Linked DNA regions of Homo sapiens: region 2 is linked to region 1. A link is an interaction called in ENCODE POLR2A ChIA-PET data of the cell type or tissue named here. Cell type or tissue: OCI-LY7. All regions are shown on one strand. Each heading gives the region's core, and the rest is flanking DNA. Links, peaks and the distances in the headings are about the cores only. Region 1 overlaps KYAT1-SPOUT1 (KYAT1-SPOUT1 readthrough). Region 2 holds the start of PHYHD1 (phytanoyl-CoA dioxygenase domain containing 1).

Region 1 (15,746 bases), core at 3,249-11,248:
CTCATTTTGTCGCTTAGGCTGGAGTACAGTGGCACGATCTTGGCTCACTGCAACCTTTGCCTCCCAGGTTCAAGCAGTTCTCCTGCCTCAGCCTCACAAGTAGCTGGGACTACAGTCATGTGCCACCACACCCAGCTAATTTTTTGTATTTTTATTAGAGATGGGGTTTCGCTGGTCTCAAACTCCTGACCTCAAATGATCCTCCCGCCTTGGCCTCCCAAAGTGTTCGTGTTACAGGCATGAGCCACACCCAGCCTCCCAATTTTTTTTTTTTTTTTTTTTTTGAGACAGAGTCTCACTCTGTCACCCAGGCTGGAGTGCAGTGAGTGGCGTGATCTCGGCTCACTGCATCCTCCACCTCCTAAGTTCAAGTGATTCTTCTGCCTCAGCCTCCCAGTAACTGGGATTACAGGTGCACACCACCATGCCTGGCTAATTTTTGTATTTTTAGTAGAGACGAGGTTTTAGCATGTTGGCCAGGCTGGTCACAAACTTCTGACCTGAAGTGATCCACTCGCCTCAGCCTCCCACAGTGCTGGGATTACAGGCGTGAGCCACCATGCCTGGCCCCCATTTGAGTTTCTTAGCATCTTATCAAATAGCAATTGTGACCATTTATTTCTGGACTGTCAGTTCTATTCAATTGACTTATATATCTATCTTTAAGCAGTATCACACTTTCTTGGTTCCTGTATGTTTGCATTAAGCTTCCAAATTGTGCAGTGTGATTTCTTCAATTTTTTTCTTCTTTTTCAGGCATTTACTTTTTTTTTTTTTTTTTTTTTTGAGACATATCTCCCTCTGTCGCCCAGGCTGGAGTGCAGTGGTGGGATCATGGCTCACTGTAGCCTTGACCTCTCCAGGATCAAGTGATTCTCCCACTTTAGCTTCCCCAGTAGCTGGGACTACAGGTGTGCACCATCACACCTGGTCAATTTTTGTATTTTTGTAGAGACGGTGTTTCAGTATGTTGCCCAGGCTGGTCTCAAACTCCTGGGCTCAAGAGATCCTCCTGCTTTGGCCTCCCAAAGTGCTGAGTTTACAGGTGTGAGACACATTGCCCTGCTTGAATTTGTTGATTGCATCTCCATGGTGTTATTTAACATGTTCTTCTGTCCCTGTATTTTAGTCATTCAACAGTGTGATCTAATTTAGGGCCACTTTTACAGCAGGAATAATTTGCAGGTGGTGTATGTGTTTCCAGAGTCAGAACATGTTTGGTTTATGCTCTTGGTGATATTCAGGGCTATCAGTGATCCTCTCCTGGATCATTTTTTAATTAGAGGTGATTTGTGTTTTGAAAGGGTCACTTGGGTTGCTGGGGGGTGTATTGTATATGAGTAACAGGGTTCTTATAAGGACGGAGTCGGATAATCATGCAACAGAGCACTTGGTGCTATTCCTGGCACGCAATGACCATATTGTTGTTGTTGTTGTTGTTGTTGTTGTTGTTATTGTTAGAGCTGTGTGTGGGGGACCCAAGTCCTGAGCTCGGAGGCATTTTCTGGCCAGGGCTGTTTCCTCCCTTCTCCCCTGCCTCTGGAAAAGTCTGCAGTGCCCCAAGGCTCTGGGAGGCATGTTCAGGACTGCAGCAGCCATCTCTGTGCACCTGGTGGGGCCCCTTCAGGGAAGGAAGGCTGGAGCCCCACTCACTTGGTTCTTGCACCAGACTGTAAGTGCCCTAACCCCAATACTCTGCCACCTGCATGGCCTGGGGCTTCTGGGGTCTGGCTCGTTCCTGGCTTCAAAGCTGTGCATGAGCCTTCTCTTTCAGGGAGCCCTCTTTAACTGCAGCCTGTATGTGGGCTTCTCCCTTGCCCCTGCTTCTCTAGTCTAGAACTTGTAGCTCTGCATCTGAATAGTCAGCTTGGGCGCTGTAGGGTGCTGCTTCCCATGATCCCCTGTGCCCATCCCAGAACCCAGTACCTGGTAGGGACTCAATAAATGTCAACTGAGCCAGGCGCGGTGGGGTTCCTGGGCCATGGAAGACCTGGCACTTACTCAAATGGTCCCAAGGCCCCTCCAGGACAGGGGGGCCTGGTGTTGAGATTACTGTGGCTGCCACCCTGACCAGGTCCTTGCCAGCTTCTCTTCTGACCCTGGGCAGGTACCTGAGCCTCTTCAAGCCTCAGTGTCCTCATCTGTTAGATGGAGACTATTGTGGCACCTCTAGTGAGAGTGCAGTGGGAACTGAGCGAGGTGGAACTGAGCAAAATCCTGAGCCAGGGTTCACTATTGACCACAGCAGGTGGCTGAGAAGAATGTTGGATCCCCAGCTCCACGGCCCACCAGCCATCTGGGACTGGCAAACCCACAGGAACGGAAGGTTCCTCAGGGACCACAAAGCCCATGTGAGGTCCCTGCTGCTGAAGGGATTCTGAGGACAGGAGGAGCCAAATTACCTATCCAGGGTCACCCAGCCAAGGTGGGTTAGGACCTGAGTTTGGTGGCTCTCAGGTCTGGCCAATTTCTTTCTTTCTTTTTTTTTTTTTTTTTTTTTTTTTGGTAGAGTCTTGCTCGTTGGGTCGGGCAGGAGTGCAGTGGCTGGCACGATCTTGGCCCACTGCAATCTCCATCTCCCAGGTTCAAGTGATTCTCAGGCCTCAGCCTCCTGAGTAGCTGGGATTACAGGCATGTGTCATGACGCCCAGATAAGTTTCTTTGTTTGTTTTTCCCAGACTGAGTTTCACTCTAATGCTCAGGCTGGAGTGCAGTGGTGTGCTCTTGCCTCACTGCAATGTCTGCCTCCCAGGTTCAAGTGATTCTTGTGCCTCAGCCTCCCAAGTAGCTGGGATAACAGGTGCGTGCTACCACGCCCAGCTAATTTTTGTATTTTTAGTAGAGATGGGGGTTTCACCATGTTGGCCAGGCTGGTCTCGAACTCCTGACCTCAGGTGATCTGCCCGCCTCAGCCTCCCAAAGTGCTGGGATTACAGGCGTGAGCCACTGTGCCCAGCCCCTGGCCAGTTTCTGCACACCAGTGGCTGAGGAGGGAGCTGGCCTGGGAGGAACACCGGGAGGGGAGGGGCGAGCCAGGAGCCAGGACCCCGGGACCCTCCGAGGAGCGGATTAGTGCCTCCCTCAGAGTTAGGACATGGCCTTGGGTCCAACAGGCCTAAGTCTGAGTGTGTGTGTTGTGTGGCCTTAAACACATCACTCCCCCTCCTGCACCCTCCAGCCTCTGTTTTCCACCTTCTGTTTTCTCATTGATAAGATAGGCCTGACCAGGTCATTCAGGGAATGAAATGGAAGTGCTTAGCAAGACCTCTGTAAGTGGAGGCTGCTGCTGTCACTGTTGCCATTATCCTCCCTCTCCGCTCCACCCACCTCCTGCTCCTCTTCTTTAACCCTCAGCCCTTCCTGAGTCAGACTTTAACCTGGCCAAGTCAGGGCTCTGTCTCAGGACGCATGGAGCCAGGGCTGGAAGTCTCCACTGGGCAGGCGCCAGGCAGCCCCTGCAGGTTGGGGAGGTGGAGGCTGCTGGAGTCAAGAGGAACCAGGTGAGGGTGTTGGAGCATAACAGGCTTGGGAGGCAGGCAGAAACCTGCCCTTCTGCAAACTCTATCTCTTCCCCCTCCTGGGAGCAGACAGGATGGCGCTGTGGCCTGAAAGCAGCTGTCCCTCCTGTGTGCAAGCTCGGACTGCTGCACCCAGACAGATTCCATCTCTGACCTTCCACTTGTTCGTCTCCAGCTCGCCATGGCCAAACAGCTGCAGGCCCGAAGGCTAGACGGGATCGACTACAACCCCTGGTGAGCCAGCTGGGCTGGGGAGGTGTGTGGGTGTCCCCTCGGGCATGGGTTGGCCATCCCTGGGTTTACAGCAACTCAGTAGTACTCCAGATGGTGGCGGTACACAGACTGCCAGATTCCAGCCATAGCTCAGGAGAGACAGGGCCCGAGGGAGTAGGCTTGGTTCAAATCTCAGCTTTCTTCTGCATGACTGTGCCACTAGGACAGGTGACATACCTGCTCTGAGCCTCATCTCCCCAGCTGCAAAATGAAGAGTTATACCCACCTGGAGAGCGTTGGGGAGGAAAAAGTAAAATGCTGTCCAAAGCCATTCTACCCAGGCACCAAGCTAAGGCCTTTCCAGGGATGACTCTTTCTCACTTGGTATAGAGTCAGATAAACTAAGATAAGTAAAATAAGCAAGTAAGATACAGTCAGCTCTTCACCAGACATTTGCAGAGGTTGATATTGTTTTCTTTTTTGACTTGTTTTATTTTCATTTTATTTTTGAGACGGAGTTTTGCCCTTGTCGCCCAGGCTGGAGTGCAATGGTGCGGTCTCGGCTCACTGCAACCTCTGCCTCCTGGGTTCAAATGATTCTCCTGCTTCAGCCTCCAAGTAGCTGGGATTACAGGCGTGCAACACAACGCCCAGCTAATTTTTTTTCTTTTTCTTTTCCCCCGCAAGACAGAATCTTACTCTGTCACCCAGGCTGGAGTGCAGTGGCATGATCTCGGCTCACTGCAACCTCCCCCTCACAGGTTCAAGCAATTCTCCTGCCTCAGCCTCCCAAGTAGCTGGGATTACAGGCGTGCGCCACCACGCCCAGCTAATTTTTTTTTTTTTTTTGTATTTTTAGTAGAGATGAGATTTCACCATGTTTGCCAGGCTGGTCTCGAACTCCTGACCTCGTGATCCACCCGCCTCAGCCTCCCAAAGTACTGGGATTACAGGCATGAGCCACTGTGCCTGGCCCTAATTTTTATATCTTTAGAGAAAATGGGGTTTCAGCATGTTGTCCAGGCTGGTCTCAAACTCCTGACCTCAAGGGATCTGCCCTCCTCGGCCTTCCAAAGTGCTGGGGAATACAGGCATAAGCCACCGGGCCCAGCCAAAAATGACACATTTTAGACATATTTATTGGTATGCAAATTCAACTCAGCCAGGTCTTCACTCTGCTCCAAACTAGCCCCAAACCACATACCAGCCTCTTCATCCAGCTTCCCAGCCTTTCTCCCACCTGGAGAGGTGGCCCCCAGGCAGGGCCAGAACAGAGGATTATGGGTCCAGAGATGATGTGTGCCTGGGCTGGTGGGGCCCTGTTCTGCCCAGAGTAGGGTCAAGAGCATCAAACTTTGCTTGAGATGGAAGTAGAAAGGCTGGCTGGCTGTGCCTTGTACTAGCTGGGAGGCTTTAGGCAAGTCACTCCACTCCTTATCCCCACAGTGGTCCAGGAACAAGATGTGCCTCACAGGCCATTGTGAAGGCTATATGAGCAGAGCGTTTAACTGTGGTGTTGACGAATCCAAGGAGGAGTCATGCAATCTGTACAGGGGGTCTCAACTAGTATTTGGAAAGAATAGAGTAGGATAGGACAGGACAGAAAATACTGCAGTAGATTGCACCAAGAAGGATGAAGCTTCCATTCCATGTTTGTGCTCCACAGGGTTGATGATGCAAAGGTGATTTCTTGGCCGGTAGTGGTGGCTCACGCCTGTACTGCTAGCACTTTGAGAGGCCAAGGGGGGCGGTGGATCACCTGAGGTCAGGAGTTCGAGACCAGCCTGGCCAACATAGCAAAACCCCATCTGTACTAAAAATACAAAAATTAGCTGGGCGTGGTGGCGGGTGCCTGTAATCCCAGCTACTCAGGAGGCTGAGGCATGAGAATCGCTTGACCTCGGGAGGCGGAGGTTGCAGTGAGTTGAGATTGCACCACTGCACTCCAGCCTAGGGGATAGAGCGAAACTCTGTCAAAAAAAAAAAAAAAAGATGATTTCTTCCTATGGGTCATGGTGGAAGAACTTGGAAAGCCCCTGGGCTGATTCCTGCGATTAACAATGTGCCTGACTGACCTAATCTCAATGTAGGGGACCAGCTGTGACACTTAGGCAGATCTTCAGGCCAGGACAGTTGCTGATTGTCTAGTTTTTGTTTTTCTTGTGTGTGTATGTGTGTGTTTTTTGTTTTTTGTTTTTGTTTTTTTAAGACAGAATCTCACTCTTGTTATCCAGGCTGCAGTGCAATGGTGCGATCTCGGCTCACTTCAACCTCCGGTTCCCGGGTTCAAGTGATTCTTCTGCCTCAGCCTTCCAAGTAGCTGGGATTACAGGCCCCTGCCACCATGCCTGACTAACTTTTGTATTTTTAGTGAAGACAGAGTTTCACCATGTTGGCCAGGCTGGTCTCAAACTCCTGACCTCAGGTGATCCGCCCACCTCGGCCTCCCAAAGTGCTGGGATTACAGGCGTGAGCCACCACACCTGGCCGGTTGTCCAGTTTTTCTAAACAGGCCGAAGTCCAGGTCACCATGGAGGGCTGGGCTGGTGCTGATTCTCCATTTGTTACCCAGGGTGGAGTTTGTGAAACTGGCCAGTGAGCATGACGTCGTGAACTTGGGCCAGGGCTTCCCGGATTTCCCACCACCAGACTTTGCCGTGGAAGCCTTTCAGCACGCTGTCAGTGGAGACTTCATGCTTAACCAGTACACCAAGACATTTGTGAGTCTCCCCATCTCTCGTGGAGGCACTGGGGGAGGAAGGGGACAGGGCTTTCTGGACTTCAAGCCCACACAGCTGTCAGGCTTCAGGGGACAGAGCCAGGGGATTCTGTATGACCATAGTTCAGTGTTTACTGAGCGTATCCTCTGTCCCAGAGCCTTCGCCTCGTGGTCTAGTGGGGATGGCAGACAAGAAGCCAGTAACGACAGGCAGTTGATACATGATGTGATGGAGGAGGATGGGATATCGTGCGAGTAAGAAAGAGGGAATGAAACCTGGGGAGGGGGCTGGAGAGATGCACGAAGACTTCCTGGAGGAGGTGACACTTAAACCAAGTCCTGAAAGATGAGCTACTGGTTGGATTACACAATAAATCCAAACGTTTTCCGGAAAGGACCACATAGTAAATATGTGACACTGCTTGGATTAGAACAGTGGTTCTTTTTTTCTTTTTCTTTTTTGAGACAAGGTCTCACTCTGTTATCCAGGCTGGAGTGCAATGGTGCGATCATGGTCCACTGCAGCCTTGACCCTGCCAGTCTCAAGTGGTCCTCCCACCTCAGCCTCTGGAGTAACTGGGACTACAGGTGTGCATCACCATGCCCAGCTAATTTTATTTATATATTTATTTATTTATTTTTGAGTCAGGGTCTCACTCCTGTCACCTAGGCTAGAGTGTAGTGACATGATCACGGCTCACTGCAGCCTGTACCTCATGGGGCTCACATGATATGCCATTTCCTGGGGCTCATGTGATCCTCCCACCTCAGCCTCTAGAGTTGCTGGGACAACAGGGGCATGCCACCTCACCCAGCTAATTTAGAGACAGGGTTTCACCATGTTGCTCAGACTGGTCTGAAACTCCTGGGCTCAAGTGATCCTGCCACCTCGGCCTCCAAAAGTGCTGGGATTACAGGCGTGAGCCACTGAACCCTCATTCTTTTTTTTTTTTTTTTTTTGAGATGGAGTCTCCCTCTGTCGCCAGGCTGGAGTGCAGGGGCGCAATCTCGGCTCACTGCAACCTCCCCCTCCCAGGTTCAAGAGATTCTCCTGCCTCAGCCTCCCGAGTAGCTGGGACTATAGGGGTGCGCCCCCACGCCCAGCTAATTTTTGTTTTGTTTTTTTTTTAAGACAGTCTCGCACTGTCGCCCCGGCTGGAGTCTGGAGTGCAGCGGCACGATCTCGGCTCACTGCAACCTCCGCCTCCGCCTCCGCCTCCGCCTCCTGGGTTCAAGCCATTCTCCTGCCTCAGCCTCTTGAGTAGTTGGGATTACAGGCGCCCGCCACCATGCCCAGCTAATTTTTGTATTTTTAGTAGAGACGGGGTTTCACCATGTTGGCCAGGCTGGTCTCAAACTCCCGACCTCGTGATTCGCCTGCCTCGGCCTCCCAAAGTGCTGGGATTACAGGCGTGAGCCACCGCACCTGGCCATTTTTTGTATTTTTAGTGGATACTGGGTTTCACCATGTTAGTCCGGTTGGTCTCGATCTCTTGACCTCGTGATCCACCCACCTCAGCCTCCCAGAGTGCTGGGATTACAGGCGTGAGCCACCGCACCCGACCGCACTCGTTCTTTTTAATGGCTGCATACTGTTCTGTTGCCTGGATGTGCCATAATTTATTTAAGCAGTTCTGCACTGATGGACTGCTTCTGCTATCTCAATATCATAAGCAATGCCACAGCAAATATCCCTGTGTGGACATCTTTGTATACATATGTATTTCTCTAAGATAAATTCCTGGAGGTAAAACTAGCAAAAGAAAGACTATAAATATTTATAAATACAATAGGTGGATATTGTTAAGAAACAGTGTGTGCCTATAATCCCAGCTACTTGGGAGTCTGAGGCAGGAAGATTGTTTGAGCCCAGGAGTTTGAGGCCAGTGCAACATAGTGAGATCCTGTCTGAAAAATAAACAAACAACTAAGTAAATAATTGCCCTCCAGTAAGGTTTACTCATTTACATCCCTGCCAATAGGCTGGTCTCAGAGCTGGTTGGAAAGTTCCTTCTTTGATCCAAAAAAAAAAAAAATCATTTGGGTATGTATCTTTTTCTTTTCTTTCTTTCTTTCTTTTTTTTTTCTTTTAACTAGAGACAAAAGCTGGGTATGGTGGCTCACGCCTATAATCCCAGCATTCTGGGAGGCTAAGGCTGGCAGATCACCTGAGGTCAGGAGTTCAAGACCAGCCTGCCCAACATGGTGAGATCCCATCTCTAATAAAAATTAGCTGGGCGTGGTGGTGGGTGCCTGTAATCCCAACTACTTGGGAGGCTGAGGCACAAGAATCGCTTGAACCCGGGAGGCGGAGGTTGCAGTGGGCCGAGGTGGTGCCATTGCACTCCAGCCTGGGTGACAACAACAACAACAACAACAAAATAGAGACAGGGTCTCCTTATGTTACCCAGGCTGGTCTCAAACTCCTGGGCTCAAGCAATCCTCCCACCTTAGCCTCCCAAAGTGCTGGGTTACAGGCATGAGCCACTGTGCCCAGCCTCATTAAATATTTTACCTCTTTCTTGTATGTTGCAATATTTTTCTCTTCCTGTTTTGACCTTGCTCATGGTGCCTTTTATTTTTATTTAATTAATTAATTTATTGTCTAAGACAGAGTCTCAGTTTTATTACCCAGACTGGTGTGATCATAACTCACTTCAGCCTTGATCTCCTGGGCTCAAGCAATCCTCCTGCCTCAGCCTCCCGAGTACCTGGGACTACAGGCACGTGATACTACACCTGGATAATTTTTTTGATTTTCCATCAGTAGAGACAGAGTCCCTCTGTGTTGCCCAGGCTGTTCTCAAACTCCTGGCCTCAAGCAACCCTCCCGCCTCATACTCCCAAATGCTAGGATTACAGGCGTGAGCCACGGTGCCTGGCCTGTGCCTCTTGTTGTACAGAAAATTTTTATATTTGTGTGGCCAAATCTGGTTTAGTGAGTTACTGAGTTGAGTTCTAGATAAAGTTTCAATCACTTGGCTTAGCCTTGAGTATTTTTGTTTTGTTTTGTTTGTTTTTGTTTTTTTTGAGACGGAGTCTCGCTCTGTCGCCCAGGCTGGAGTGCAGTGGCGCGATCTCGGCTCACTGCAAGCTCCGCCTCCCGGGTTCACGCCATTCTTCTGCCTCAGCCTCCCGAGTAGAGCTGGGACTACAGGTGCCCGCCACCATGCCAGCTAATTTTTTGTATTTTTAGTAGAGACGGGGTTTCACCTTGAGTATTTTATAAGTGTCCTCAGCAAACAAGTTTCTGGATCTAATCTTCCTCTCAAAAAGGGGTGCTTACAAAGCTGCAACATGAGGTTCCTGACTGTCAACTGTGTGTGACTTTAGACAAGTAATTTCTTCTCTCTGGGTCTCTATTTTTCTACCTGTCAAATAGTGGGCATCAGGCCAGGCACGGTGGCTCACATCTGTAATCCCAGCACTTTGGGAGGCCAAAGCAGGCAGATTACCCAAGGTCAGAAGTTCGAAACCAGTCTGGCCAACATGGTGAAACCCCGTCTCCACTAAAAATACAAAAATTAACCAGGCATGGTGGTGCGTGCCTGTAGTCCCAGCTACTTGGGAGGCTGAGGCAGGAGAATCACTTGAACCCAGGAGGCGGAGGTTGCAGGGAGCCGCGATTGTGCCACTGCACTCCAGCCTGGGTGACATGAGTGAGACCCTGTCTCAAAATAAATAAATAAATAAATAAATAAATAAATAAATAAATAAAAGCCTCTCCCGCAAAGCTGCTGGGAGGATCAAGTGGGCACAAACATGCTTCTTAAACTTACAGATGTGGAAAGTGGGGAGTTTCTACTGCCTTGTGGGCTCTTGGACTGAGGTTCATGGAGGCAAGCACTTCCTCTGGTTCTCTGCTAAATCCCCGCCCTGGGCTTCGGGCCTGGCACAGAACAGGCCCTGTGGCAAATGCTGGTGGAGGAGATGGAAGAGCTTAGCACTGGATATCTGAGTCAGTGCAGGCCTGGTGGTTGGCACCCTGGAGTCTGGGACCATATAGATTGTGTGACCTTTACCTCCCAGAGTACACAGGATCACAATAGCACCTGCCTCTGGGTTGTTGAGAGGATGAGATCAAAGAAATCCCACAAATAGCTTGGTGTGTAGAGGAATCCAGAGTGTTGAAAGCTGATCTATTCCACGTCCCCTGGGGCCCAGGCTACCAGTACCTGACTTTGCCCCCAGGCCTGCTGCTGGAAGGTGCTAGAATTGCCTGGATACAGCTGGGCCGGAGGATGGGCCCAGGCTGAGCTGGACAGTTAACCCCTGCTGTCCTGGCAGGGTTACCCACCACTGACGAAGATCCTGGCAAGTTTCTTTGGGGAGCTGCTGGGTCAGGAGATAGACCCGCTCAGGAATGTGCTGGTGACTGTTGGTGGCTATGGGGCCCTGTTCACAGCCTTCCAGGCCCTGGTGGACGAAGGAGACGAGGTGAGTGGGCAAGACTTGGGCTGAGTGGGACTGAGAGGTCAGGGCCATGCTGACTCCAGCTGATTTGACCCTTATATCAGGTCATCATCATCGAACCCTTTTTTGACTGCTACGAGCCCATGACAATGATGGCAGGGGGTCGTCCTGTGTTTGTGTCCCTGAAGCCGGTAAGGATGCTAGGTAGAGGATGGATGGGCAGAGGGATCCAAGGCGTGGGCTGAGTTGGACCCTGGGAGTTGGAAAAGGAGGAAAGAAGTGAAGGAAGCCAGTTCCTCTAAGCTGGGAGGGCAGAGGGGAGGTGTGTGTGTTGGGATCCCAGGGGAGAGAAGGTGGGGATAGATGCTGGGGAAGACCTGCATGTCAGGTGGTTAAGTGGTACCACCCCATGCCACCTGCTCTTGCAGGGTCCCATCCAGAATGGAGAACTGGGTTCCAGCAGCAACTGGCAGCTGGACCCCATGGAGCTGGCCGGCAAATTCACATCACGCACCAAAGCCCTGGTCCTCAACACCCCCAACAACCCCCTGGGCAAGGTACTGGAGGGACCTCCTTCCCTGGCCCCCTGCGGACCTGGTCATGTCTCCTGCACTGTTACTGAGTTGCTGCTGTGGGGCCTCCGTTTCTTCGTTTGTGTGTGGGAGGGCCACACACAATGAGCACTGAGGACCAAGACTCCAGAGGTCCCAGGACAGGGGCAAGAATCCCCAGGGAAGGCCTGAGGGCTGGGACAGTGAACTGGGCTGGGAGCCACCATCACTTCCCAGTGACCCTGGAATAGTGACTATGCCTCTCGAAGTATCTCATCTGTAATGTGGGAACCTGAGGGAACTGACCTCATGGTCAGTGTTGCAGGGATCCAATGTGATGGTGCAGAACAGCCCTTAGCACTGGGCTTGGCTGTATTCGCCATTTATTTATTTTTTTGAGACGGAGTCTCGCTCTGTCTCCCAGGCTGGAGTGCAGTGGTGTGATCTTGGCTCATTGCAACCTCTGCCTCCTGGGTTCAAGCAATTCTCCTGCCTCAGCCTCCCGAGTAGCTGGGATTACAGGCACCCGCCACCATGCCCAGCTAATTTTTGTGTTTTTAGTAGAGACGGGGTTTCTCCATGTTGGCCAGGCTGGTCTTAAACTCCTGACCTCCAGTGTTCCGCCCGCCTCGGCCTCCCAAAGTGCTAGGATTACAGGCGTGAGCCACCGCACCTGGCCGCAGCTGTGTTCTTTAACCTCTCTGAGTAGGCCTCTGTGTTTGGGGACGGTCCCAGCTGCAGGTCTGTGCTCTCCTTGGGCATCTGCAGGTGTTCTCCAGGGAAGAGCTGGAGCTGGTGGCCAGCCTTTGCCAGCAGCATGACGTGGTGTGTATCACTGATGAAGTCTACCAGTGGATGGTCTACGACGGGCACCAGCACATCAGCATTGGTGAGCCAAGCCAGCCTGGGGCCCCTCCCCTGCACATTGGTGGGAGGGCCTTGACCCCACCTGAGAGTCAGCGCAGGCCTGGTAGTTAGAACCCAGGGTTATGGAGCCCTGCAGATCCTGTGACCTTTGCCTCCCAGAGTACACAGTGTCACAGTAGCACCTGCCTCCCTGGTTGTCGAAAGGATGAGGTCAAAGAAATCCTATGCCGAGCATGGTGGGTCACACCTGTAATCCCAGCACTTTGGGAGGCTGAGGCTGGCAGATCACTTGAGGTCAGGAGTTTGAGACCAGCCTGGCCAACATGGTGAAACCCTGTCTGTACTAAAAGTACAAAAATTAGCTGGGCATGGTGGCACGTGCCTGTAGTCCCAGCTACTCAGGAAGCTGAGGTAGGAGGATCACTGGAACCTGGGAGGCGGAGGTTGCAGTGAGGCAAGATGGCGCCATTGCATTCCTGCCTGGGCAACAGAGCGAGACTCCATCTCAAAAAAAAAAAAAACAAAGAAAGAAATGGGGGGTGGAGGGAGGGAGGGAGAGAGAGAGAGAGAGAAAGAAGGAAGGAAGGAAAGGAAAGGAAGAAAGAAAGAAAAAAAATTGTGCAAATAACTTAGTATGTAGAGGAATCCAGGGTGTCAAAAGCCTATGCGTGTCCCCTGGGGCCCAGACCACCATCCTCCCCCGTCCCCCTCACCCCAGTCTCAGCAGCTGTTCTGTTCGGCCTTGGGCAGCCAGCCTCCCTGGCATGTGGGAACGGACCCTGACCATCGGCAGCGCCGGCAAGACCTTCAGCGCCACTGGCTGGAAGGTGAGTTGCTGAGGGTGGGAGGTCACCACCCCCTGCAAGATCCTTGGCAAGTGAGGTGGGCCTGAGAATGAAGAAGGCTTTAGCCAGGTCTGGAAGGACCTCTCCCCCTACCTGCGCCCCTGCTGCAGGTGGGCTGGGTCCTGGGTCCAGATCACATCATGAAGCACCTGCGGACCGTGCACCAGAACTCCGTCTTCCACTGCCCCACGCAGAGCCAGGTGAAGAGGGGCAGGACGTCACGGGGGAGTGGGGGGACAACAAAAGAGCCCAGGCTGGCCCCCGCGTCAGGGAACAGCTGATCTATCTGTGTGTCCATCTGCCCTGCCCAGGCTGCAGTAGCCGAGAGCTTTGAACGGGAGCAGCTGCTCTTCCGCCAACCCAGCAGCTACTTTGTGCAGTTCCCGCAGGCCATGCAGCGCTGCCGTGACCACATGATACGTAGCCTACAGTCAGTGGGCCTGAAGCCCATCATCCCTCAGGGCAGCTACTTCCTCATCACAGACATCTCAGACTTCAGTGAGTGAGACTTGCCGGTCTGGGCAGGGCGCAGGGGCTGGAGGCTGCAGGGGGCTCAGTGTGGCCTCTGTCTCCCAGAGAGGAAGATGCCTGACTTGCCTGGAGCTGTGGATGAGCCCTATGACAGACGCTTCGTCAAGTGGATGATCAAGAACAAGGTGGGCTGGGCCTCTGCCAGGCAGCCATGTATGGTTTCACAGGTTGTGTGCTGCTCAAGGGTGCCCAGGCAAGAGGCTCCTGGGCTAGATCTTAGTCCAGCCTCTGCCGTCAACCTTGGGGCAGGGTTGTATCCACTTCAGAGAATGAGGAGGCTGTTTCTTTTTTTCTTTCTTTTTTTTTTTTGGTTGAGATGGAGTCTCACTCTTGCCCAGGCTGGAGTGCAGTGGCGCGATCTTGGCTCACTGCAAGCTCTGCCCCCCAGGTTCACGCCATTCTCCTGCCTCAGCCTCCCGAGTAGCTGGGACCACAGGCTACTTTTTTTTGCCCGGCTAATTTTTTTTGTATTTTTGGTAGAGACGGGGTTTCACCATGTTAGCCAGGTTGGTCTTGATCTCCTGACCTTGTAATCCACCTGCCTCGGCCTCCCAAAGTGCTGGGATTACAGGCGTGAGCCACTGCTCCTGGCCTTTTTTTTTTTTTTTTTTTTTTTGAGACAGAGTCTCACTCTGTCGCCTAGGTGGGAGTGCAGTGGCGCAATCTCAGCACACTGCAACCTCCACCTCCAGGGTTCAAGCGATTCTCCTCCCTTAGCCTCCTGAGTAGTTGGGTAACTGGGATTACAGGCATGTACAACCACGCCTGGCTAATTTTTGTATTTTTAGTAGAGACGGGGTTTCACCATGTTGGTCAGGCTAGTCTCCAACTCCTGACCTCAGATGATCCACTCCCCTTGGCCTCCCAAAGTGCTGGGATTACAGGCGTGAGCCACCGTGCCTGGCCTGAGGAACCTGTTTCTAACTTGCACAGAGATGCTGTGTGGGCTGGCAGGATTTCCTGCCTCTTTGGATCTCCATCTTCCCATCTGTACAGTGAGGAGTTGGCCCATTAACTCTTGAGTTCATCCAGGTTTGATCTGTGACTCTAAGGCTTTGTTCTTCTCTGGCTCTGCCCTGACCTGCTCCATGATCCTCCCTCTGTCAGCCTCCCTCTGCCCTCTATACCCAGGGAGGGACTTGGAATGATGTTCTGGGATTCTTTTCTTCTGACTTTGTGTTTGTTTTTGTTTTGGATGGATTTTCTCTCTTTCGCCCAGGCTGCGGTGAAGTGGCGCAATCTGGCTCACTGCAACCTCCACCCCCGGGTTCAAGCAATTCTCCTGCCTCAGCCTCCCAAGTAGCTGGGATTACAGGCATGCGCCACCACACCCGGCCAATTTTTGTATTTTTGGTAGAGACGGGGTTTAGCCATGTTGGCCAGGCTGGTCTTGAACTCCTGACCTCAGGTGATCCACCCGTCTCAGCCTCCCAAAGTGCTGGGATTATAGGCGTGAGCCACCGCACCTGGCCTTGTTCCTCTGACTTTGATGCAGCTCTAGGTGCTGGATTGGAGCTAACTCTCCTTCCCCGCCTGGTCGTGGGAACCTCTCTGTCCCCTCCGGAGCCAAGGCCTGCTGGGCCACGAGGCCGTGTTGAGACATGTCCTTCCTCCTCCCCAGGGCTTGGTGGCCATCCCTGTCTCCATCTTCTATAGTGTGCCACATCAGAAGCACTTTGACCACTATATCCGCTTCTGTTTTGTGAAGGTAAAGGGCAGGGCTGGGGGAGGAAAGACCTCACAGAGCTTCCCAAGGCCGGCTGGGCACATGGGGAGAGTGTAGGACTAATCTGTGCTGGCGCAGGATGAAGCCACGCTCCAGGCCATGGACGAGAAGCTGCGGAAGTGGAAGGTGGAACTCTAGCCCTGAAGTCACGCCTTGGCCCTGACATCCCCACATGCCCGCAGAGATCCTCTTTGAGTGTCTGTCTTTGTCCAGGTTTCAGACATTTCTAGGTTGGGGAAGATGCTATTGGGAAACCTCTTCTCCGTGACACAGAATGTTCTGGGTGGGAGCCGCCCTTCTTCATCTTAGAGAACCAAGTGCCTCCTGTCTGAAAGGTGAGGGTGGCCTGACCTGGGCCTCTCC
Region 2 (11,615 bases), core at 1-8,000, 75 kb before region 1:
TTGAACCCAGGAGGCGGAGGTTGCAGTGAGCCGAGATCATGCCACGGCACTCACTCCAGCCTGGACGACAGAGTAAGACTCCATCTCAAAAAACAAAAACAAAAACAAAAAGAGAGAATAACACTTGCACACCACCACCCTTCTCAGCTTGCCCTGCTCAGCAGCTGGCAGGGCCACTCGCTGGCTCTGAAAAACCGGCTGCTGCCTTCCCCAAAATGATGCCTTCTGAATGGCGAAGGGACAAAGTGTTTCAGGAGTGTGCATGGGGACACTGCTCAGCCCTCAAGAGCCTTGGCCTCGAGTCAAGTCGTGTTTGCTGGGCCACCGCTCTGGGAGCTGCTGCTTGGTCCAGGCCGTCCGGGGGGCAGGGGGGAGCAGTAAGTGCAGCTCAGGCTCCTGGTTCAGAGGGGTTAGGCTGGGTGAGGGGCAGGCAGATGACAGAACCACGAGGTTCACTAGAGGCAGGATGTGTTCCCAGCTGTCCTTAACCCTTCTGATGCAACTGCCCAACAAAGACAGATGCCTACCATGTGCCAAGAACACTGAGGTCCCCTCGGACTGGGCCAGCCATTCCCCTGGGAGCCCCCACAGAAGGCTTGTAGTAGAGACTCAGTGAAGCAGACTGTGTTTGCGTCCCAGATGTTCAGGCCTTACTTTCCCAGTCTGTAATTTGGGGCTAGCAGTAGGATCCCCTGTGAGCAGTAAATAAGATGAATGCTTCGCAGCTGATAAAGAGCTTGGCACCAGGCCTGGCGCTGAGTAAGTGCCTACCAACTGGTGAACAAGTTGTTCACCAAATGTTAGCAGGGGCTGTTCTGAGTGGAATATTATTTATTTATTTATTTTTTATTTTATTTATTTTTTTTGAGATGGAGTCTCGCTCTGTCACCCAGGCTGGAGTGCAGTGGCGCAATCTCAGCTCACTGCAAGCTCCGCCTCCCGGGTTCACGCCATTCTCCTGCCTCAGCCTCCCCAGTAGCTGGGCCTACAGGCGCCTGCCACCACGCCTGGCTAATTTTTTATATTTTTTAGTAGAGATGGGGTTTCACCGCGTTAGCCAGGATGGTCTCAATCTCCTGACCTTGTGATCTGCCTGCCTCGGCCTCCCAAAGTGCTGGGATTACAGGCGTGAGCCACCGCGCCCAGCTGGGTGGAATATAATTTAAACAATTTTTTTGAGCTTCCAAAATTGCTGTTACAATCAGAGAGAAGACCACCACAGTGGTTTTAGGCAGAGTGGAGAGCCCTGGGTGGGTGGGGGAGGGGGAGGGGAGAGGCCCAGCCTCCCACTAACTGTTCATTCTGCTCAACTTTGGGAAGTGGGTGGGCGGTGTTTCTACATGGTGGTTTTTTCCAAATGTAAACCAGCTCCAGATCGAACTCTCCTGCTCCAGGCGCTGGACAGCCTCAAGGCCAGGGTGGGGGCGGGAGTGGGGTCGGGGGGTGGTGGGAAGGGTACCAAACTGGGGGAGGGACCTCCACCACGGAAACAGAAAAGAAGGCCCCAGCCCGGCAGTCACAGTCCAGCTGCTCAGCCTGTCAGCCCATGGCAGGGGGAGAAGAGGGAGGGAATCTTGGCTCAGGCCTGAGTTCACCTGGAGGGGTCAGAGTCCCCGTGGAGGGAGGAGGGATAGACTCTGTCCAGTTGTAGAGGAGGTGCCCAAGCAGCCACCCAGGCCTCATCACTAAGGTCAAAGTCAGATATGATGGCCTTTCTTCCTCACCCAGTCTCCTGCCGCAGGGCGCCCACGTTGGCCCACCACAAGGATCCTTGGTCTGGGTGGAAGATACAAGGCCATTTATTGGGTACTAGCAGCCAGGTCCTCCACCAAAAACCCCATCTACCTACATAATCGCCATTGTTCCTTGAACAGTCCTGCAAGTGTGCCATTACCTTCCTGATTTTACAAATGAGAACACTGAAGCCCCACATCAAACACGGCAGAACTGGCATCTGGAAGCAGCTGTCTCAGCCTCTGCCCTTTACCACACTACCTCCCAAAGGCCCCCAAAGGGGCTGGGAGCTGAGGCAGGCTTCCCCACGATGACTCTCAGCCCCACCTCTGTAGACCACTTGGGACTCACTGTTGGAATTGCAAGGGACCTTTGAGAGCACAGAGTGGAAATTCCCATTGTCCACATGGGGATACAGAGGCCACTGGAGAAGGGATCTGCCTAGCTTCATGCACATCCTGTCCCATGAAGCTGGGACAAAGGCCCAGGACTACTGGTTCCCATTCCAGTGCCCTCCTCTCCCATCCCCACCCATCAAAACTCATGAGGGGCCAAGCACGGTGGCTCACGCCTATAATCCCAGCACTTTAGGAGGCTGAGGTGGGTGGATCTCTTGAGCTCAGGGATTCGAGACCAACCTGGGCAACATGGCAAAACCCCGTCCCTACAAAAAATACAAAAATTAGCCAGCACGGCTGGGCGCAGTAGCTCATGTCTGTAATCCCAGCATTTTGGGAGGCTGAGGTAGGTGGATCAGAAGGTCAGGAGATCAAGACCAGCCTGGCCAACATGGTGAAACCCTGTCTCTACTAAAAATACAAAAATTAGCTGGGCATGGTGGCAGGCACCTGTAGTCCCAGCTACTCGTGAGGCTGAGGCAAGAGAATCACTTGAACCTGGGAGGCGGAGGTTGCAGTGAGCCGAGATCGAGCCACTGCATTCCAGCCTGGGTGACAGAGTAAGACTCTGTCTCAAAAAAAAAAAAAAAAAAAAAAAATTAGCCAGCATGCCCCTGTGGTCCTAGCTACTTGGGAGGCCGAGGTGAGATCACCTGAGCCTGGAGAGGTCAAGGCTGCAGTGAGCCGTGATCACGCCACTATATTCCAGCAGTGCACTCTAGGTGACAGAATGAGACCCTGTCAAAAAAACAACAACAACAAAAAAACCCCCTCATGAGTGCCCAACCACAGGTGAGTAGGATGACAGAGATTGTGCTGGCTATGGGATCCCCAGCCCAGGTCACAGCCTGTTACCTAGCAGGTGCTGCGTCCAGCTTACAAGCTCCAGTAACTGCCTCCAAAGGCACAGAGTCTCATGGGGCAGGAGATGAGCAGAGTTAACTCTCCTGTAGGTGCCCAAGCAACGTTCCACACGGCCCGGCAGGCTTCAGAGAAGTGAGGGAAGCGTCCTCCCATGACACAAAGACCTCCAAAGGCCACTTTCTGTTATAGATTTTATTTGATACTGTGACCGAGTCTACAAGTTCAGACCCACATGTAACGGATTTTTGCTTCATGGTTGTCAGAGGCTAGTGTGCATTATTTCTGAGGATTATATCCAATGACACGACGCAGAAAACACAAATGGACGGACAGACGGATGGACATAATCATTAAGACAAGAGACTCTAAAACGTGCCTTAGTGTCCACGTGATTGATCTAAGGCGGGGACCCTTCTAAGGTGGGGACCCGAGTGATCTAAAGCAGGGTGGCTTCCAGCCACCAGGTGCCGACTGGGCTGTGTGCACTCCAGGCGCCAGGGACGGGAACCGGCTTGGAACCAACGCCTGCCCTCCCAGGGGCGACCTCCCCATTCCCGACCAGCCTCTAAGTGTCTGCTCTTCATGAAGGACCAGGTGGTGACAGGGCTGATGGAAGCAGCGGAGGCCAGCGGTGGCACTGGACACACCCATGCCGCAGGCGGTGGGGAAACAAAGTCTGGGCGAAGTGGCTCCTCTTGGCTCCTTAACACTGTGCGTGGAGAGGCAGGGCAGGCACGAGGAGGGGAGGTGCGAATGGAGCACCGTTCATCCGGGGATTAGCCAACCCGAGTCTCCTCCCTCCTTGGCAGCTCCAGAACATTCCCTCTGGCCGACAGCCACAGAAATGAGTGCCTGCCAAGACACATGGAGGAGAAAGAAAACAAGACACCAAAAAAACCCAAAAAACAAACAAAAAAACCTCCCTCCCCAGGAACAAATAGAACTCCTGGACCAAGGTCACACCAGATCCGGAAGACACCCTGCACCCTGCGCCCAGGGAAAGGAAACACAGTTCAACGTCTGGCTGCTTTGCTCAAGGGAAACTGCCACCCTGCCCTGAGACTCCAACTCACTGGCCGTTAGTGTCTTTTTTTTTTTAAGTTTTTTTTTTCTTTTTAATACCCAAACCATCCATTTTCAAAGCTTTTTTTTTAAAAAAATTGTTTTTTGATTAAAAAAAAAAAAACAAAAAACTAAAACTGCCACAAATACTGAAGAGGCAAGCTCCAGGCCTGGCCTTTCCAGCTGGAGGCCTGCTCTCCCGTGGACCGCACCGCAGAGCCCAGCCCGGCACTGCTGGGTGACCGTCCCATGGCTGGTTCGCCCCGGACCACTCTGCTGAAGTCCAGGTGGGTGTTAAATGCCCGGCGGCATCGCTAAATAAGGACAAGGGGAAAAGGCAGCCCACCTTTCCCTGAACACCTTCCATCTGGGCTGAACTTTCTTGGGAATGTATAAGTTATCTGGATGAAGGAGGTGGGAGATGGAGAAAAATAAATACCAAGAACTAAAGTGAGGGTCCCAGGACCTCTGGTGGCAGCTCAGCCCCTGGGGCAGAGCTGGCCTCCAGGGAGGAGACCCTGATTATCCAAATACTGCGCTCTTGAGACTTGCTCTCCTCCACAAGCACTTGCCCTGGGGGACGTGAGTCTCAGAGGGAGAAAAGGGGCCAGCCCCACAGATACTGTCCTCTCGCTCTGGCCTGACTCACAAGCGGCCCCAGGCTCCTGCCCAGCCACGAGGCTGTCCTGGCTGTCCGGGAGTTCTGGGAGAAGCTAGGCCTGCCCCTCCGGGCCTGAGGACTGGGCAGCGGTCCTGCTGCTTGCTGTGCTGGGCCGGCCTCGCTCAGGCCTGCTCCTTGTCAGCCCTCCACAGCCGCTCCTTCACCTCGGGTGGCAGTGTGTTGAACAGGTCCTCCTCCACCACCAAGCCGCTGCGCTTGAGCAGTGGGCACTCGCCCAGCTCCACAGGCAGGCACTCCAGCCGGTTGCCCCGCAGCTCGATCTGCGTCAGGTTGGTCAGCTCGCCCACCCTGGAGGGCAGTGACTGCAGCACGTTGTTGCCCAGGTGCAGGGCCCGCAGCTTCCGGCACTGGAAGAGCTCCGGAGGGAGCGTCTCGATCTGGAGGGAAAAAAGCAGGGGTGAGAGTGAGGTGGGTGTGGGCTTGGACGGGGCCTCTGGGCTTCCCTTCCCTCTCTCCCCAAGATCTCAGCATCTTTTCTGATCCCCAGGCCCCCAGCATCAGCACAATCTGGGCCAAACTCTGGCCAACATCTGCCTGTGCACCAGGTCTCAGCTCTTGCTCACTTCCTCCAGGAAGCCTTCCCTGATCTCCTGGGTCTCATGGCCCCCATGTCCCCACTCGCAGTGCTCATCCTTCCATCTGTTACCCCCTTGATGTGGGCTCTAAGGATGAGACCTGCCTGCCTCGATCCCCACTATCTTCCAGCACCTGGCCCTGGGAAGTATATCGCATTGGCCAGCTGCTCCCACCTCCATCCCAGGGCTCACCAGGAGCCAGGCTGTTGGTTCTGCCCAGCTTAACAACAATTTATGAAAGCAAAACAGCATGCTGAGAAAATCCACCCCCTAGGCCGGGTGCGGTGGCTCACGCCTGTAATCCCAGCACTTTGGGAGGCTGAGGCGGGCGGATCACGAGGTCAGGAGATCGAGACTATCCTGGCTAACACGGTGAAACCCCGTCTCTACTAAAAATACAAAAAAATTAGCCGGGCATGGTGCCGGGCGCCTGTAGTCCCAGCTACTCGGGAGGCTGAGGCAGGAGAATGGCGTGAACCCGGGAGGCGGAGCTTGCAGAGCCGACATCGCGCCACTGCACTCCAGCCTGGGTGACAGAGTGAGACTCCATCTCAAAAAAATAATAATAGCCTCAAAGCCTAAGTGTACTATGCTTAATTTATAAATTAAACTTTATCATAGGTACCTGTGAATAGCAACGAACAGAACATATAGGGTTCTGCACTACCTGCAGTGCCAGGCATCCACGGGGGACCTTGGACCACATTCCCTGAGGATATGGAGCAATTACTGTTAACAGACGACACCCGTATGCAGCTTAATGTGTGGCAGGCTCACTGTGAGCACTGATACTATTAATTTATTTAACCAGCAAACTACCTATAAATATTCTGTCAATACTCTTCCAATTTTACAGATGGGGTAACTGAGGCCCAAAGACGCTGACTTGTCCAGAGGTTCAGCTGGTAAGTGATGGAGCCAGGATTTGAACCCGGTTCAACAGCCCATGCTCTGGTGAACCGTCCACACTGTTAGCGGAGCAAGGAGCAAACAGGGGGCTGCAGTGGGTTCGTGCTGTCTCCTGGCACACAGGAAGAGCCTCACGTATGCCAGCTTCTTCCCTGCCCTGCTGCGAGGAATCAGCTGGGGCCATGAGTTCTTACTGCGTGTAAGTAAGGCCATGAGTTGAGCCTGCCCGTCCCGAGGCTGCCTCCTTCAGATGGGATGGGCAGGAGGGCAGGAGCCAGGAGCCCTGGGCCTTGATCCCAAGTGAGGATGATGGGGAGATGGCACAGCAGCCCTTCTGAGCTTGCTCTATCACCGCCCCCATTTTCCTGCCAAGGAGACTGAGGCCCAGAGAGATGACACGCCACTCGTCTGAGGTTGCAGCCTCTCCGAAAGGGTCAGGAGAGGATGTACGTCTTATTTCCTCCCACTCAGAGCCCATGCTGTATTTCCCTTCTGCCAAATATGGCACTCAGTTACAGGGTAACTCTGGAAGTCCCTCCCTCTCTGGGCCTCAGTTTCCCCATTTGTAAAAGGCACAGGTTGGACTAGAAACTGAGCTTGGACACTCTGTGGCTGAGGACCGTTTTGCAGACTCGGACCTCAACCTCACGGGCACCTGCTCTCTCCAGCCGCGTTTAGAGAAGGGCCCAGGAGTTCCTGGGGAGCAACGTGGCTTTCCCAGCAGGGAGATAAGCATGGCCAAGGCCCGGCAGAGTGCTTTTTCTTTTTTTTTGGGGGGCGGGGGCGGGGGACGGAGTCTCACTCTGTCACCCAGAGAGTGCAGTGGCGCAATCTTGGCTCACTGTAATCTCCACCTCCCAGGTTCAAGTGATTCTCCTGCCTTAGCCTCCCGAGTAGCTGGGATTACAGCCGCATACCACCATGCCCGGCTAATTTTTGTATTGTTTGCAGAGACGGGGTTTCATTATGTCGGCCAGGCTGGTCTTGAACTCCTGACCTCAGGTGATCTGCCCGCCTCGGCCTCCCAAAGTGTTGGGATTACAGGCGTGAGCCACCATGCCCAGCCCAGGCACAGGGGGTGCTTTCAAAAAGGCTCCTAACCTGTGTATCCTACACTGCCACCACTGTGACCAAGGATCAGGAATGCATTTGGGGTTGGCTTTGAGGTCAGCAGGGGCTGAAGGTCAGAGGGTAGACAGGAAGTGGGCTCTGGAGCACCCAGGGGCCAGAGCCTTCCCAGAAAGACCCCACTCCCACCCCGTGATCTCCTCTGCTGACACATGCAGTGGTCAGGGACAGTGGGAAAGCTCTGGACAGCGAGTGGCAGAGCTCGGGTCCATATGGAGCCTGGCTCTGGAGCCCCCTCCCTGAAAGGCCTCCTCCCCAGAACATGCCCTGCTCTGAGCCAGGGAGCCCTCTCCAGGCCCCAGAGAGAAAAGGGGAGGTACTCTCAGTTGCTCGGCTCCCACCACAGCCACACCCATCCTCTGGACCGATCCTTCTCTGCTGGATTGTCGGATTGTCGCCGGCCCGTGCCCTGGAGGCTTGAAGTTGGTTCCCAATCCCCCAATTGCACCCTCTCCTACCTCCCCAGAGACTTCAGTGGGTCCCCATCGGCACTGAAAGGCCTCAACTCGACCTGATCTTTGAAAAGGACAACTCTCTCAGGAGGCTTCCAGGGCCCCAGCGTTGTCCTTGGCTCTCTGGCCTTCCTGACCAACTGCAGGAAAGCCGCTGTCTCTCTCCTCACTCTGCCTCCATGACCCTGTCCACCCTTAACTCTCTGGCCAAAGTCACCAGTTCCTAATCCAGCCAACTCCCCAGGCCCCATGTGCCCCACGCTCTGGCCTCGCCCTCCTCTTCTGCAGACTCCTGTCCTTCTCCCTCTCTGCTCTCCACAGTGAGCAAGTCAAGGACCCATCTTCACCCATGAGCCTGGAAAGGGTGACTCCTTGGGCTTCAGGTGGATTCAAGATGGTCCCTTGGACATCCCAGAGCCCCAGACACCTGACATGAGACACACCTTGGCCTCTGAAAACCTGTGCTTCCTCCAGTCTCAACAATCCACAAAAAAAAGCTCAAGTCACTCAGACCACCCCCACCATCAACTCCCGTCCCTTTGAATTCCCCCTCCAGCGTCTCCCAGATCCGTCCATGTCTCTCCATCCCTACCTGCCTTGGCCACGCCAGGCCCCGTGGCCTCACCTGATGGCTAATCGTGGTCTCTTAACAGCTCTCTTCCACCTCCCACCTCTCACTCACCCCACCCCACACACTACCGCAAGAGGAACCTCACGCTGCAAGTCAGCTCATTCCTTCACCCACTCAATCACTAGGAATTCGGTAAACACTTGCTTGAACAAAAGAGCTAGGTCTTAGTCATCAGAGCCTATGGGCTGGCAAGGGATCGGCTGTTAAACAAATGAAGAGACAATTGAAACTGAGGTGTAGGACAGGACCCCCCTGCCATCCACACCCCCCCCCATAGCCCCACCTCTGCTCTCCAGGATGCCCACATTCCTGGGCAGCCCATCTCACTGCTCCTCCCCACCAGAACCTCCTGGACTGTCCCTTTCCCCTCCACCTGGCTTCCTCCTCCTCGTTCTTCAGGGGCCTGTTCCTCTGTGTTCCCAGGGACCTGGTGCTCCAGCAGAGCGCCTACGCACTGTGCTAACTGCCTCGTTACTTGGCCTTCTTCATCCCCATGTCCCCGGCGCCTTGCTCCATAGCTGGATTCTAGAAGTGCTCAAAAAACATCTGCACAAAGGCCAGGCGAAGTGGCTCATGCCTGTAATACCAGCACTTTGGGCGGCCAAGGTGGGAGGCTTTGAGGCCAGGAGTTTAAAGACCAGCCTAGAAAACACAGTGAGACCCTGTCTCTACCAAAAAAACAAACAAACAAAACATAACAATTTGCACACATCAGTAAACGAGTGAACGAATGAATACTGTCTTGTCAAGGCTTTCATTAGCAAGAGTATAAATCTGGAGAAACAGCACGCAAGGGCGTGGGCAGGCCACGCCCACCCCTCCTGGTCACCACTGGCCAAGGTGGCTGAGAAGGAGCCATCAAGCCCGAGTGAGGAGGAAGAGGGGCTCAGGCCTCCCACTCAGAATGAGGGGCCTGCCTGGGGTTGGCCCAAGTGAACTGTTTTCCCTATTAAGGCTCTGGTGTTCCAGGGGGTGGGGACAGGATGTGATTAAGCCATGTGCTAAACAGGGTGTCCAGAGGGTCTCCTTCCTCTGGGACAGCGTGCTTGCCGCCAGCTCCTTTCCTGAGGGGTGACCTCAGCCAGCAGGCATGACACTAACAGGCAAGCTTGGCGGGAGGAGCTGGGGGTGGGGGACAGGATGGGGAGCCAGGCTGGAGGCTTGAACCCTCCCCCAACCAGGAGGACAGCCCCAGCACAGCACCCGGGACAGGGCAGGAATGGCAGGAGCTGTGAGGAAGTCCCAGCTTATCAAGGGCAGCACTGTGCTATGGGGAAGCCACAGGGTCTCCCCCTCCACAGATTAAAGAAGGGCTGGGTTTGTTCTGTGCTTCCCAAATGTGGCTTCTCCCCAGGGGACTCCAGTTTTCCTATTCAGTGGGCCTGTCCCGAAACTACAAGAGAAAACCCTGCCCTGGTCCACTCTCCCACTGTGCTCAAGTCATAATATGGGGTGGCCGGAGATAAGGACTTGTCAAAATCCCTGATACATGTGGGTTGCAGGTTGCTCTGCAGTAAGGGAGCCCTGGGGAAGAGGGGAGGAAGGCTTCCAAGCCAGCAGGCATCTGGAGGGCCTGAAGCATCTAGTCTGAGTGATGCTGGAGAAGGTGTGTCCTGTCCTGGGGCCCAGGAGGACAGACAGGGCATTCCAGGGGCCACCTCCCTCCGTGCCTGAGGATACTATAGACAGACCGGGCATTCCAGGGGCCACCTCCCTCCGTGCCTGAGGATGCTATAGACAGACCCTGTTGGGAGGACTCAGCAGGTTGGTGGAAGGAGGACAGGTGCATCATGCCTGGCACAGGGCGAACACAGAGCAGGTGCCCACGAAACCAACAGGGACTGCACCGTGGGGCTGCTGCATGGCAGATGCACCCAACAGCAACAACCGAACTAAGAAACGCGGGTTGCCACACGGAGGCTGCAGAGGGGAGGGTGCTTAGTGAAAATGCTCTATGAGCTGCACGCTTTTTATAAGCAGGAGTGGTTTTCCTATTTGGCTCACTGCTGCTGGACCACCCTGTAAGTAAGTTCCCCCAAATAAACCCCATGTTTCAATGGCCGGCTCCAGGGCTCTTCATTTTACTTTGAGACTGGGTCTCACTCTATTGCCCAGGCTGAAGTACAGTGGTACAACCATAGCTCACTGCAGTCTTGAACTCCTAGGCTGAAGCGATCCTGCCTCAGCCTCCCAAATAGCTGGGACTACAGGCACATGCCACCATGCCTGGATCATTTCTGTATTTTTGGTAGAGATGGGGTTTCCCTATGTTGCCCAGGCTGGTCTCGAACTCCTGAGCTCAAGTGACCGCCCCACCTTGGCTTCCCTAAGTGCTCGGATTACAGGTTTGACCCACTGGGCCTGGTCAACTCCGAGTCTCTTCTTCAGCCTCCTGAACCTGGTGGCATCCCTAGTGAAGTTCACAGGGGCCCGGCACGACAGCTGCTGCTGTGTCGGGGGCAGAAGGGTGGCTGGCTGGGCTCTCCCTTGTCTCCCAGCGCCTGGCCTCAGGCTTCCTCCACCACATGTCTCACTACAGGAATCTCCACCTGGATGTGAGGCCCAGGAAAACCTGCAGGTCCCCAGGACGGGTGGAAGAGGGACGTTCCCCACAATGGCAGTGGCTTTGTTTCCATTTCGGAGGCCAGACCACAGAGCCACAGGAGTACCCAGCCCTCCATCCACACTGCCTGCCTCCACCAAGGGGCCCTTGGATGGGGGCTTCCCCAGCCAGGTAAGAGACTGGCACCCACAGACCACCAACAGTCTTGAAAGTATGTCGAAGGTGTGGCCTCCCAAACTCCCAGTGACAATGATTTGCACAATTTCCTTTTCAGAAGGGCAGGCAGAAACAAACTAGCCCCATCTAGGCCCAACTCTGCCTCTGACACCACCAAATGCAGTGGAGAAAGGTGTGTGGGAGCTGCAGAGACCATCCAAGGCTTCCCCTCAGCCAGCACTGGCCACCCACACAGTTTCTGTCCTGGGTGGACCCGGATTGGCTCCTTGCCTCCAAGTCCGACTGGGAACAAGCTGAGGAAGACACAAACTCCAGGCTAAGTCTTGACTCCCACCACCCGGCTTTGCGAGAGAACCCCCGGGTTTGGACCTCCTGCCCAAGCACATCCCTGCTGAAGAGGAACCCGGCTCAAGGTCACCTTGGGGGACAGACCTTGCCTG

What was found. ChIA-PET counts read pairs that join two places held together with the same protein. Peaks named below come from ENCODE experiments on the same cell type or tissue, not always from the same donor. Only the 100,000 strongest peaks of a DNase experiment are listed, where the experiment ranks them.
Region 2: POLR2A ChIA-PET joins it to region 1 with 18 read pairs; 10 of 35 experiments call an interaction of 5 or more read pairs at or near these places.

What each region holds. Positions count from the first base shown.
Region 1 is chr9:128,833,359-128,849,104 of GRCh38, reverse strand. KYAT1-SPOUT1 (KYAT1-SPOUT1 readthrough) reads left to right here. Exons shown (of 25, transcript NR_182311.1): 2 at 3,694-3,752; 3 at 6,304-6,451; 4 at 10,738-10,887; 5 at 10,968-11,054; 6 at 11,292-11,420; 7 at 12,183-12,303; 8 at 13,032-13,108; 9 at 13,237-13,326; 10 at 13,438-13,624; 11 at 13,703-13,782; 12 at 15,279-15,365; 13 at 15,462-15,746. KYAT1 (kynurenine aminotransferase 1) reads left to right here. Exons shown (of 13, transcript NM_004059.5): 2 at 3,694-3,752; 3 at 6,304-6,451; 4 at 10,738-10,887; 5 at 10,968-11,054; 6 at 11,292-11,420; 7 at 12,183-12,303; 8 at 13,032-13,108; 9 at 13,237-13,326; 10 at 13,438-13,624; 11 at 13,703-13,782; 12 at 15,279-15,365; 13 at 15,462-15,746. The coding sequence starts at 3,700. The coding sequence ends at 15,521. Among named protein-coding and RNA genes, the nearest start is that of SPOUT1, 11 kb to the right of the region's middle. RefSeq lists a silencer at 3,738-3,964 and an enhancer at 10,273-10,773. In OCI-LY7, for the core only: CTCF peaks have their summits at 3,641 and 3,846 (motif pointing right); no DNase peak of the experiment used is centred there.
Region 2 is chr9:128,909,598-128,921,212 of GRCh38, reverse strand. LRRC8A (leucine rich repeat containing 8 VRAC subunit A) reads right to left here. Exons shown (of 4, transcript NM_019594.4): 4 at 3,174-5,117. The coding sequence ends at 4,842. It overlaps PHYHD1 (phytanoyl-CoA dioxygenase domain containing 1), which reads right to left and starts at 231. Exons shown (of 13, transcript NM_001100876.2): 1 at 1-231. It overlaps LOC101929291 (a long non-coding RNA gene), which reads left to right and starts at 5,068. Exons shown (of 4, transcript XR_007061808.1): 1 at 5,068-5,148; 2 at 6,172-6,220; 3 at 10,975-11,169; 4 at 11,273-11,615. RefSeq lists an enhancer at 10,688-11,471. In OCI-LY7, for the core only: no CTCF peak of the experiment used is centred there; a DNase peak (open chromatin) is centred at 512; H3K4me3 peaks cover 781 bases; H3K27ac peaks cover 2,594 bases.